Linked DNA regions of Homo sapiens: region 2 is linked to region 1. A link is a contact called in ENCODE Hi-C or POLR2A ChIA-PET data. All regions are on one chromosome and are shown on one strand. The core of a region is the stretch at or near the end of the contact, and the rest is flanking DNA. Distances in the headings are between cores, read along the strand shown.

What was found. Hi-C counts contacts between places; a loop is a spot of excess contacts on that map. ChIA-PET counts read pairs that join two places held with the same protein, here RNA polymerase II (POLR2A). Pooled maps may share reads with other maps.
Region 2: a pooled map shows a loop between it and region 1 (2.8-fold over the local background). The contact joins the promoter of COX7A1 here to the promoter of ALKBH6 in region 1. A Hi-C loop is called at or near these places in 3 of 168 maps with a recorded cell type or tissue (B cell, CD8-positive, alpha-beta T cell and naive thymus-derived CD4-positive, alpha-beta T cell), 1 of 37 single-sample maps with no recorded cell type and 13 of 50 pooled maps. POLR2A ChIA-PET finds 5 or more read pairs at or near these places in 3 of 52 experiments (PC-9, activated CD8-positive, alpha-beta memory T cell and naive thymus-derived CD4-positive, alpha-beta T cell).

The regions. Positions count from the first base shown.
Region 1 is chr19:36,011,818-36,017,353 of GRCh38, forward strand. ALKBH6 (alkB homolog 6) reads right to left here and starts at 2,396. Exons shown (of 7, transcript NM_032878.5): 1 at 2,358-2,396; 2 at 1,527-1,605; 3 at 1,204-1,272. The coding sequence starts at 1,580. It overlaps CLIP3 (CAP-Gly domain containing linker protein 3), which reads right to left. Exons shown (of 14, transcript NM_015526.3): 13 at 5,090-5,162; 14 at 2,843-4,395. The coding sequence ends at 4,341. It overlaps LOC101927572 (a long non-coding RNA gene), which reads left to right and starts at 2,685. Exons shown (of 4, transcript NR_170988.1): 1 at 2,685-2,769; 2 at 4,995-5,143. RefSeq lists an enhancer at 2,786-2,885.
Region 2 is chr19:36,150,594-36,156,129 of GRCh38, forward strand. COX7A1 (cytochrome c oxidase subunit 7A1) reads right to left here and starts at 1,854. Exons shown (of 4, transcript NM_001864.4): 1 at 1,800-1,854; 2 at 1,076-1,162; 3 at 869-953; 4 at 329-441. The coding sequence starts at 1,814. The coding sequence ends at 389. RefSeq lists an enhancer at 4,750-5,481.

The DNA.
Region 1 (5,536 bases), core at 1,146-3,645:
GCTCATGCCTGTAATCCCAGCACTTTGGGAGGCCGAGGCGGGCAGATCACTTGAGGTCAGGAGCTCGAGACCAGCCTGGCCAACATGGGGAAACCCCGTCTCTACTAAAAATACAAAACTTAGCTGGGCATGGTGGCATGCACCTGTAATCCCAGCTACTTGGGAGGATGAGACAGGAGAATCGCTTGAACCTGGGAGGCGGTGTGGTGTCACACGCCTGCAATCCAAGCTACTCAGGAGACTGAAACACAAGAATCAGTTGAACCCAGGAGGCGGAGGCTACAGTGAACCGAGATCACGCCACTGCAGTCCAGCCTGGGCGACAGAGCAAGATTGTCTCAAAAAACAAACAAACAAAAATTCCTGATTCCTGGGCTCTCTGAGGACAGTTTGAGTTCTGCAACCGACTTGTTCCTATTGCCTGGGGGAGGGAGTATGCAAAGCTGGGCTATCTCAGCACAGCAAAGAAAGTACTTTGAAAATCTTCCACTGCCAAGATCCTAATGATCTAGAATGGGCTATCTCAGTCCAACAAGTCTAGCTCTAGTTGATAATCTACTCATTCCCTTCATGGTTATGGAGCTGTACTGGGCTATTTCAGCCCAGGAATTCTATAATATGTAGATTTTTCAATGCCAAGAACGCAAAGGTCTGGAATGGGCTATCTCAGCAAAAAAGTCTGTGTTCTGTAGCTAATTTTTTCCTGGACTCAAGATCAGTGGGTTACTCCAACACAGGGAAGATCTGTGCTCTGTAACTTAGGCACTGGGGCTGCAAAGGGCAGGAACTCTGAGCTTTGAAAATTCTTCTTTCCCCAAACCTTAAGAACAGAATGCAGACTGGGCCATCTCAGCGTAGATGGTCTGTATTTGGTAACCTTATTGTGCTCTGGGTCTATGCTGGGCTATTTTAGCACAGGAAAGAGTTTACTGGGCTATCTCAGCACAGAAATCTGAATACAAAATTCTTTACTCCCCAGTCTCAATGATCTGAACTGGGCTATCTCAGCCTATGTTTATAACCCCCTATTCTCTAAGCTAGCAGGATTGGGCTATCTCAGTAGAGGGAGTATGAGCTCTGTAACTTCCTTGTTCCTTCTGTCGGGGTCTTCACTGCAGCCTTGGGGGCTCTCATACAGAGGATGGACATTGGGGAGGAATATGGGAAGAGTGGGAAAACAGACCAGTAGGGCACTGAGGTCACCTGTCGAAGCAAATACTCCTCCTCTTCTTTGGAGATGAAGTCAGGGACATAGTAGATTACAGGTGGTGCCTAGGATAGAAAGACCCCCTGAAGGTGTGGCCCTTCAACCCACACAGAGGACATATCATCACAGAGCAACCCCTATGCCTGGAGACAGGCTCAGGATGTCCTCAGACAGGTCAGGGTCTAAAGTCAAGGGACCAGTGCCATTCCAGAATGGACTCTGACAGTAAGAATGAATTTGGTGGAAGGGGGCAGTCCCAACCCAAGAACTCAGGAATCAGCCTGCCTCCTTCACCCTCTGCACCCTGAGTTCTGACAACCTGCTCCACTCTGAACGGTTCCAGGGCTGGGACTCTGGCGTCCTGCTCCTCCATCAACACCAACTCCTTGCACCCAATCCTGTAGGGAGGGGAGGACATACTGAAGTCACTAGGCCTCCCGCCCTAACACCATGATGCAGCATTCCACCCCATCACAGGCCAGGCCTCACCTCAGCCCTCTTCTGAAACGCACTTGGTCTCTAAAATCTGAGTCTTCAGCATCTTACAAGCCACACAGAGAGCCCCTACGTTCCATGCCCGGACACAATGAGCCCCAAGAATAATCCCCCATTACTCTGTCCACTAAGGGCCCATCCAACTACACATATGCCTTCTCAATCCTCCCACAGAGAACATTCTCTGGCCCCACACACAGGGAGCCTTTCTCAAAAGCTCTACACATAGCCCCCAGGGCTGCACTCCAGAGCCCCTTTAAACACCTTGAGACCCCGCTTCAGACCTGCAACTGTGAGCCCGGCTATCAACACTCAGCGACCCCCGCCCCCCACCGAATCCCATTCTGTGCACTCCTGTGACCCCAATCTGAGCCTCCTCAGACATGTCCACCCTCAGCCTCCTCGGATCCCCCCATTTGGACGCCCCTCGGATTTCCCCTCCTGAGCGCCCCTTCACTCCAGCACCCTGAGATCTTTAGCTCTGAGGCTGACTCCCAAATCTTCTTCCCTCCCTGAACCATTCAGATCCCCGACTCCGAGCCTTTTAGGACTCCAAGCTCTGAGCCTCCTCGGACTCCTACTCTGGGCTCCCCCGGATCCCCACTTTCAGCCCTATTGACATCCATCTCTACCCCCAGCACTCCCCAAAACTGACCGTCCACCAGCGTCCCCTCCAATTTCCAAATTCAACATCCCCATCCCCCTCCCAGCCATTTCCGCCCCACATTACAGACGCAGAGTCCGCAGGCCAATGGGAGCTCCCAGAGGCTTCAAGGGCCCGCCTTCCACCCAATCGGCGCTCTCACTCAGTATTCGCCCGCCCCCTTCATGCTCGCCTAAGGATAGGCCGCGCCTCCTGGCCTCTGAGCCATTGGCAGGAGGGCGTGGGCGGGGCATCGTCGTCTGGCACTGGCCACTCAGAACTTAGGAACTGAACCTGGCCATTGGCGGAGTGGACCCCGATGGGTGGGACGGGGGCGGCAGCCGTGACAGCCGCGGGAAGACATGAGAGGCTGCTAGAAGGACTTCCCGCGGCCAGCGCCATCACCTGCCCACGCCGCAGGGAGGTGAGACTGAAGGAAGCACTTCCTTTCCCGTCTTCTCCCAGCAAGGGAAACCCCCAATGACCCGACACAGAGAGGCCATAGAAACGTCTTTATTGAAGAGGACAGGAGTCATGCTGAGTTTGGGGACATGCAGTGAAGGGGCAGTCGTGAGCTGTCCTTGGTGGTCGGGGCCCCAGGTCCGCCCTGGACCCCCTGGGCCTTCAGGTTCTCCCTCGAGCTGTTGGTCTGGCCCAGGTGCTGTGGGGTCCTTTGAGGCCAGTGACTAGAACGTAGATTGAAATCGGGGTTCCAGGATTTGAGATCCCCTCAGGGCCTTGGGGCCTTCCATTTATTAGAGATGGAGGCTTTAGGATTTGGGGTTCCCTTAGGGCTGGGGCTCTTGGAATTTGGTGTCTTGAAACCCATGGACTCGGGGCATTGAAATTCTCCAGTTTCCAGGGATGGGAATTCCTGTGTGGGGTTTCCTGGTGCCTGTGAATAGGGCTTGAGGTGTCTGGGAGCCTGGAATGCATATCCTGACTGCAGTCTCCTCCATACCAGGCACAAGGACCTCATGATTGGGTTTCCTGGGGACTTGGGATTGGATTTTCAAATTTGGGATTCCCTGGGGATTTGGGATTCCATGATTTGGGGGTCCTAGGAGTTACGGCATTGGGGTCTTCTAGGGGCTGTAGGACTTGAGGGCACAGGGGAGTTTGGGACGTGTGTACTCTAGGGTTTGGGATCCCCAGAGTCCTAGAATGGGGCCTCCAAATTTTGGGGTCCCCCAAAGGGGGAAGTCGTTACTTAAAAAATAGAGAATTTTCTGGGAGTCTGGCCAGCACAGGAGCTGTGGGCCATGTGGGGTGGGCTTCATACAAGGCACTGGGGGTTTCTTGAGGGTGCAGAGGGTAGGAAGACTTGGGGGGTCCTGTAATTAGCACTTCCAGGACTGTTTTGGTGTCTGTAAATTAGGGGTGACAGTGGGCTGGTTATGGTGGGTTTCTTCTTGAGGGATAAGAACAAGGGTCTTTGTTAATGAAGGAAGTCTCTGATTGAGGGGTTGGAATCTAAGGGCTTCAGGGTGACCATGGGGTCACGACATCTTGAGAGGACTGATGTTAAATGGGGAACAATGACATGAATGTCTGTTACTCTTTTGCTTTGGGGGTGTGACCTATGTTTATTTCAAGAGGACTTAAGGGGCAGTGTTTGTTAATGGGGAGGTTTCTGATCCAGGGTTGGGTGATTCAAGAATGTTCTGTTGTAATGCATTATGTGGAGAGGGTCACCATCATTTGGGGTGATATGGAAATCTGTTAATCTGGGAATCTGCTCTGAGGGGTTGGGGATAGGGACTAGCCTGAAGGTGCTACTCAGGGAATCTCTTTCTGGGTGACATGGGGTCTGTATTTGGGGGTTATTATGGGAGTATCTGTTAATAATGGGGCCTCAATGATCGAGGGCTGGCTAACAGGGGTCTCTACTCTGGATGTGTTACTGGGAATCTCTATCTCAGGGTGACTCAGGGCTCCTCGGGTGTCAGGAGATGCTAGTGGGGACTCTGTCTCTTTGTCAGGTGTCCAGGGCCTCTAAGACTGCATCTCCGCCCTCAGCATCCAGGGGAACCAGCAGCAGAACAGCAACCTGGAAAGGAGGATGACAGGGTCACGCCCTTAGGCAGGCAGCGGGGACATCTGCACCCATCACCCCCAGCCTTTCCCCCAGTGTTTGCTATCAGGCCTTTCTGGATTCTGCCTCTACCTCTCTGGCTGTGGTTTGTTTGTTTGTTTGTTTTCTGAGATGGAGTCTCACTCTGTCACCCAGGCTGGAGTGCCATGGCACGATCTCGGCTCACTGCAACCTCTGCCTCCCAGGTTCAAGCAATTCTCCTGTCTCAGCCTCCCGAGTAGCTGGGACTACAGGTGTATGCCATTGTGTCCGGCTAACTTTTGTGTTTTTGGTAGAGACGGGGTTTCACCATGTTGGCCAGGCTGGTCTTGAACTCCTGACCTCAGGTGATCCGCCTGCCTTGGCCTCCCAAAGTGCTGGGATTAAAGGCATGAGCCACCCCGCCCGGTCTCTAGCTGTTGTTCTGAGGCTCGTATGGAGTGAAGGGTGTTCTGCTTCCTTTACCGGCCCACCCGAAAGTGGAATTCACTAGAATTCAGTGCGGGGCCCTACACCCTAAAGACTGTTTCTGGGTATGCTTACAAGTCACAAGTTTTCCTAACCTCTCTTTCCAGCCCTGACCAGAGCTCCAGACCTCTGGGTCCAACTGCCTTATGGATCCCTCTCCCTGAATGTCACATAGGAGAGGGGACAGGGGTTGGCCACACACCTGGAAATGGAGTTCTCTGATGCAATGTCCTTTGGGGTCCGGACTGTGGTGAAGGTGCGTTTGGGCTGCGTCACTGAAGAGGAGGGCAGGATGTCAAGTGAGGGGATGACAGACCACCTGTGTCCTCAATACCCATCCAGACCCCTTCTCATTAATACCTCCCCATGTCTCCAGTCCCCACCTGGATCCTACATTCCCAATACCCATCTGGGCCTCTTGTCCATAATTCCCACCATGTCCCCCAGTGACTATCCCTGTCCCCAGTATCTGCTCAACCTCATGTCCCCGAAGAGCCTTGTTGCTAATTTCCTCATATCCTCTAGCACCTATCTTTTTGTGGACCTTGTCTCATCATTTTCCTGGACCCTGTGTCCCCAATTAAATACCAGAGACTGTCACCAGTATATACCTGAGAACCCATGACCCTTCCTCCCATCCCCAAACGTA
Region 2 (5,536 bases), core at 604-3,103, 140 kb after region 1:
TGGCCCTGTCCCCCAAGGCCATGTTTGCCCCTCTTGCAGCTTCTCCATCCACACTTGGCCTCTGCCTCTGTTGTGTCATGGACCATGCTCAGTGTCTTCCTTCCCACTTGAGGACACCACCCCACGTCCCCGGGTCCCGAGGGGGAGCCTATGGGTGCTGTTTGGGGTACTCAGCAGAGGGCTGAGAGGTAGCAACATCCTAGGAGTATCCCTGGTCCAGCATGAGGCACCGAGGGCTGGGGGCAGTGGGCAGTCCACAGGGCAGAGATCCCTGGCTGGTGGGAGGATGGGCTTGGTGGGGAGGGGTGGACACAAACACAGACACACACAGAGGCCAGCGTTTATTGACACTTGTTCAAGTCTCTCAGGCCCCCCAGGCTTCTTGGTCTTAATTCCTGGGGAAGGAGGCCCAGCCAAGGGAGTACAAGCTGTAGACAGTGCCTAGAAAGGGGAAGCGTTGGAGACAGAATGAGACCTAATCCCCTCCCTGGACATCCCAGGCTTTTAAGGCCTTCAGGCTCCCTGGTTCCCAGCCTGGACCCCAGCTCTAGTTCGGACTCCAGCTCCCTTCCCAGATTGGACTCCTATTGTAAAGCCCCCTGGCTTTGATCTAGACCGGGCTGGGAGCTTTCTCCCCGACTCCTCCCTGGGCCTCAGCCCCACCACTAACCCAGCCCCCGTCCTGGGACAAGAGCCCAAACCCTAGTTACTCCCCTCCCTGCAGGCCTGACTCCAGCTCAGTACTCGACCCCCTTCCTAAACGCCAACCCCCAACCCAGATCCTGGTCAGTCCTGCCCAGAAACCAGCCACCTCTTACTCTGGGTCCAGCCCCGCCTCCCCCGCAGCCCAGACGGGCCCTGCGCTCACCGCCCAGACACAGCGTCATTGTCACTCGGTACAGGATGTTGTCAACGATGCCGCCCTTCAGGTACAACGGGATGTCATTGTCCTCCTGGATGTGGGGGTGTCTGATGAGAAAGGGGTGCTGGCTGCTCCTTAGAGCGCGCCCCGCCTGCCCCGGCTCGGCGCGCTCCCGGCTGGCGCGTCGGATCCCCACCCCCCCCGACCCCCCACCTGGAAGAGCTTCTGTTTCTCGCGCACTCGGTTCTGAAAGCGGTTCCGGGCGGTGGAGCTGAAGGAGCGGATCAGCGCCTGGGACACCTGCGGGGTGGGAGGTGGGCGGGTATTGGAGGCACCTGGAGGGGTGTCCTGAAGTGGGACCCCGCTCTCTGAGGCCTGGACGTGGGGACAGCCCCATCCCTAGCGAGCGTCCCAAAGGCGAGGAGGGTAATAGCTTGGATTCTGTTACCCGCGAACTGCCAGCTGGGTTGGGAGGGGACTCGCCCTGGAGTCTGGCCTGGGGGTGACCGGGCTGCCTAGAGGGTCCTGGAAGGGAGAGGACCCAGAAGGACTTTGTTCTGGGGGGCCTAAGTCCTGAGATTTTTGTTGGGGGAGGGTTTCCTGGATTAAAGGGAGGAAACCAGGTCCCGGGAACGTGGGGACCGGAATGGAGGTCCCCGGGAGCGTCCAGGCTGCCTGAGAAGGCCCGGGTGAGGCCAGTGTTAAGGGTTCCCGAGATGTCAAGTTCAAACCCGGGGCTTTGGGCCGGGGTGGGGGTCCCCAGTTGTCTCCGAAGAGTGGATTGTGGGGGAAGGGACCCAGGCTGTTTAGCGGGGAGTCCCAGGCCCTGAAGGTGGCTCACGTTCCAAGGCCCTAGATGCGGGGGCACTTGGAGAGTCGCGTATTAGGGCGGGGTTTTCTGGGTGGGGGGCTCCGGCCCAGCCCATGGGGGCCTCACCCGAAGGGCCTGCATTCTGCCTTGTCCTCTTCCGCCGGAGTCACCTCCCTTCTCCGCCCAAGGACACGCGTAGTCCTCCTCTGTCCAGGAACCCCAGGCCCCACCCGCTGCGCGCAGCGTGACAGCTGGGGACGCGGCGGGGCTGGGGCTGGGGCTGGGGCTGGGTTGCGGGGAGTCCTGCTCCTCGGATTCGTCCACCACGGAGGAGGCGGTCCAGACCCGCACCCTGGGCCGCAGCGCGCATCCGTTTCGGTCTCGGAATTTCGCTTGGTCCCACCGGAGCCCAAAGCGGTACCAGGGAATACATTTTTGCAGATTTTTGGAGATTTCCGCCGGGGGCAAGTGCAACTCCTCCCCGGATCTCTCCCTGCCCGCTGGTATGTGAGAGTGAGGAAACGCATAAGGCCGTGTTCCAACTCCCTGTTCTGTCTACACAGCCAGAGATTGCACCTCCGAGCCTGTTTCCGTATCTGTAACGTGAGGGCTAAGGCAGGATCTTTCTCAGAGATTTGTTGAGACATTAAATGACCTTGTTTTTAGGAAACACAAGCTAAAGTCTTTGGGAGTAAAACGGTATTTTATGTTACCCTAAGAAACACATCATATCTATTTATAGCTCTCTAATTCTGGCAGTCAACGGGGTGCAGCACAGTTGTCCTAATGGTTTTAGCAACCAGGAAAGATCCTGGCCTAGTCTACAAGGTTTTCTTTTTCTTTTCTTTTTTTTCTTTTTTTTTTAGACAGGGTTTTGCTCTGTTGCACAGGCTGGAGTGCAGTGGTGCGGTCATAGCTCACTGCAGCCTCGACCTCCTGGGTTCAGCGATCCTCCTGCCTCAGCCTCCTGAGTGGCTGGGACTACAGGCGCCCACCACCATGCTCGAACTAATTTTCGTATTTTTTGTAGAGGCTGGGTTTCACCATGTTGCCCAGGCTGGTGTCGAACTCCTGAGCTCAAGAAATTTGCCGGCCTCATCGTGAGCCACGCACCCAGCCAGCAGACAATGTTTGTTTGTTTGTTTTTGAGGCAGTGTCTTGCTATGTTGCCCAGGGTGGTCTCCAACTCCTCCAAGTAATGTTCCTACCTCTATCACCCAAAGTGCTAGAATTAGAGGCATGAGCCACTATACCCAGCTTGTAAAAGGTTTTAACAATCTCTTTTATTTATTTATTTAATTTATATTTTTAGACAGAGTCTTGCTCTGTTGTACACGTTGGAGTGCAGTGGTGTGATCTCGGCTCACTGAAACCTTCTGCCTCCTGGGTTTAGGCAATTCTTGTACCTCAGCCTCCTGAGCAGCTGGGATTACAGGCACCCGCCACCACACCCAGCTCATTTTTGTATTTTTTAGTAGAGATGGGGTTACACCATGTTGGCCAGGCTGGTCTCAAGCTCCCAACCTCAGGTGATCCGCCCACTTTGGCCTTCCAAAGTGCTGGAATTACAGGCCTGAGCCACCGCTTCCAGCCACGGTCTCTTTTAAAGAGGGCTTTTATGATTATTAAATTCCCCTAACACTTTCAAACTATGCTTGTAAATTTAATGTTAGGTTTTTCCATTTAAGAGCCACAAGTAGGGCTGGGCGTGGTGGCTCACACCTGTAATCCCGGCACTTTGGGAGGCCAAGGCAGGTGGATCACTTGAGGCTGGGAGTTTGAGACCAGCCTGGTCAACATGACAAAACCCTGTCTCTACTAAAAATACTAAAATTAACCAGGTGTGGTCATGGGCGCCTACAATCCCAGCTGCTTGTGAGGCTGAGGCACAAAAATCGTTTGAACCCAAGAGGCACGGAGGCTGCAGTGAGCCAAGATTGCACCACTGCACTCCAGCTTGGGTGACAGAACGAGATTCTGTCTCAGAAAAAAAAAAAAAAAAAAGCTGACTTACCAGATAAACAGATGACTCTTTCTTCAATTCTTAAATAACTTTTATGAATAAAAAATTCATAAACTGTACATAAACAGATTTCAAGTAAGTCTTAGTCACCAGCTGAATTCCACATTTTACAATGGAATTACAAGATTGACCTGTTATTTGAATAGGCCAGTTTACCTTAAATATTACAAATTCTTAAAATACCAAGTATTCACAGATTCTCTAACACAAAGTTAATACCATGGGGGCCAGGCACTGTGGCTCACGCCAGTAATTCCAACACTTTGGGAGGCCGAGGTGGGTGGATCACCTGGGTCAGGAGTTCGAGACCAGCCTGGCCAGCATGGTGAAACCCCGTCTCTACTAAAAATACAAAAATTAGCCAGGCGTGGTGGTGGGTGCCTGTAATCCCAGATACTCCGGAGGCTGAGGCAGGAGAATCACTTGAACCTGGGAGGCGGAGGTTGCACTGAGCAGAGATTACGCCATTACACTCCAGCCCGGGCAAGAGAGCGAGACTCCATCTCAAAACAAAACAAAACAAACAAGTTAATACTATGGTTTTGACTGTCTTAATTTTCTTTTTTCTTTTTTGAGACGGAGTCTTGCTCAGTCACCCAGGCTGGAGTGCAGTGGCGCCATCTCGGCTCACTGCAAGCTCCGCCTCCCAGGTTCACGCCATTCTCCTGCCTCAGGCTCCCCAGTAGCTGGGACTACAGGCGCCCGCCACCACGTCCAGCTAAGTTTTTTTTTTGTATTTTTAGTAGAGACAGGGTTTCACCGTGTTAGCCAGGATGGTCTCAATCTCCTGACCTCGTGATCCACCCGCCTCGGCCTCCCAAAGTGCTGGGATTACAGGCGTGAGCCACCACGCCCAGCCTCTTTTTTTTCTATTTGAGATGAAGTCTCGCTCTGTCACCCAGGCTGGAGTGCAATGGCGCAATCTCTGCTCACTGCAGTCTCCGCCTCCCGGGTTCAAGTGATTCCCCTGCCTCAGCCTCCCAAGTAGCTGGGACTAGGTGCACGACACCACGCCTGGCTAATTTTTTGTATTTTAGTAGAGACGAGGTTTCACCATGTTGGCCAGGATGGTCACGAACTCCTGACCTCAGGTGATCCATCTGTCTCGGCCTCCCAAAGTGCTGGGATTACAGGCGTGACCCACTGTGCCTGTCCTGTTTTTCTTTCATTTTCTTTATTTGTTTATTTCATGCGCGTCCGTGTGAAGAGACCACCAAACAGGCTTTGTGTGAGCAACATGGCTGTTTATTTCACCTGGGTGCAGGCGGGCTGAGTCAGAAAAGAGAGTCAGCGAAGGGAGATAGGGATGGGGCCATTTTATAGGATTTGGGAAGGTAATGGAAAATTACTGTCAAAGGGGGTTGTGCTCTGGTGGGCAGGGGCGAAGGGGTCACAAAGTGCTCAGTGGGGGAGCTTCTGAGCCAGGAGAAGGAAATTCACAGGGTTAATCACTCAGTTAAGGTGGGGCAGGAACAAATCACAATGGTGGAATGTCATCAGTTAATGCGGGGCAGGGCCTTTTCACTTTTGTGATTCTTCAGTTACTTCAGGCCATCTGGGTGTATACGTGCAAGTCACAGGAGATGCGATGGCTTGGCTTGGGCTCAGAGGCCTGACATTCCTGCCTTATGTTAATAAGAAAAATAAAATAGTGTCGAAGTGTTGGGGTGGCGAAAATTTTTGGGGGGTGGTATGAAGAGAGAATGGGCGATGTTTCTCAGGGCTGCTTCAAGCGGGATTAGGGGCGGCGTGGGAACCTAGAGTGGGAGAGATTAAGCTGAAGGGAGATCTTGTGGAAAGGGGTGATATTGTGGGGATGTTAGAAGAAACATTTGTCGTA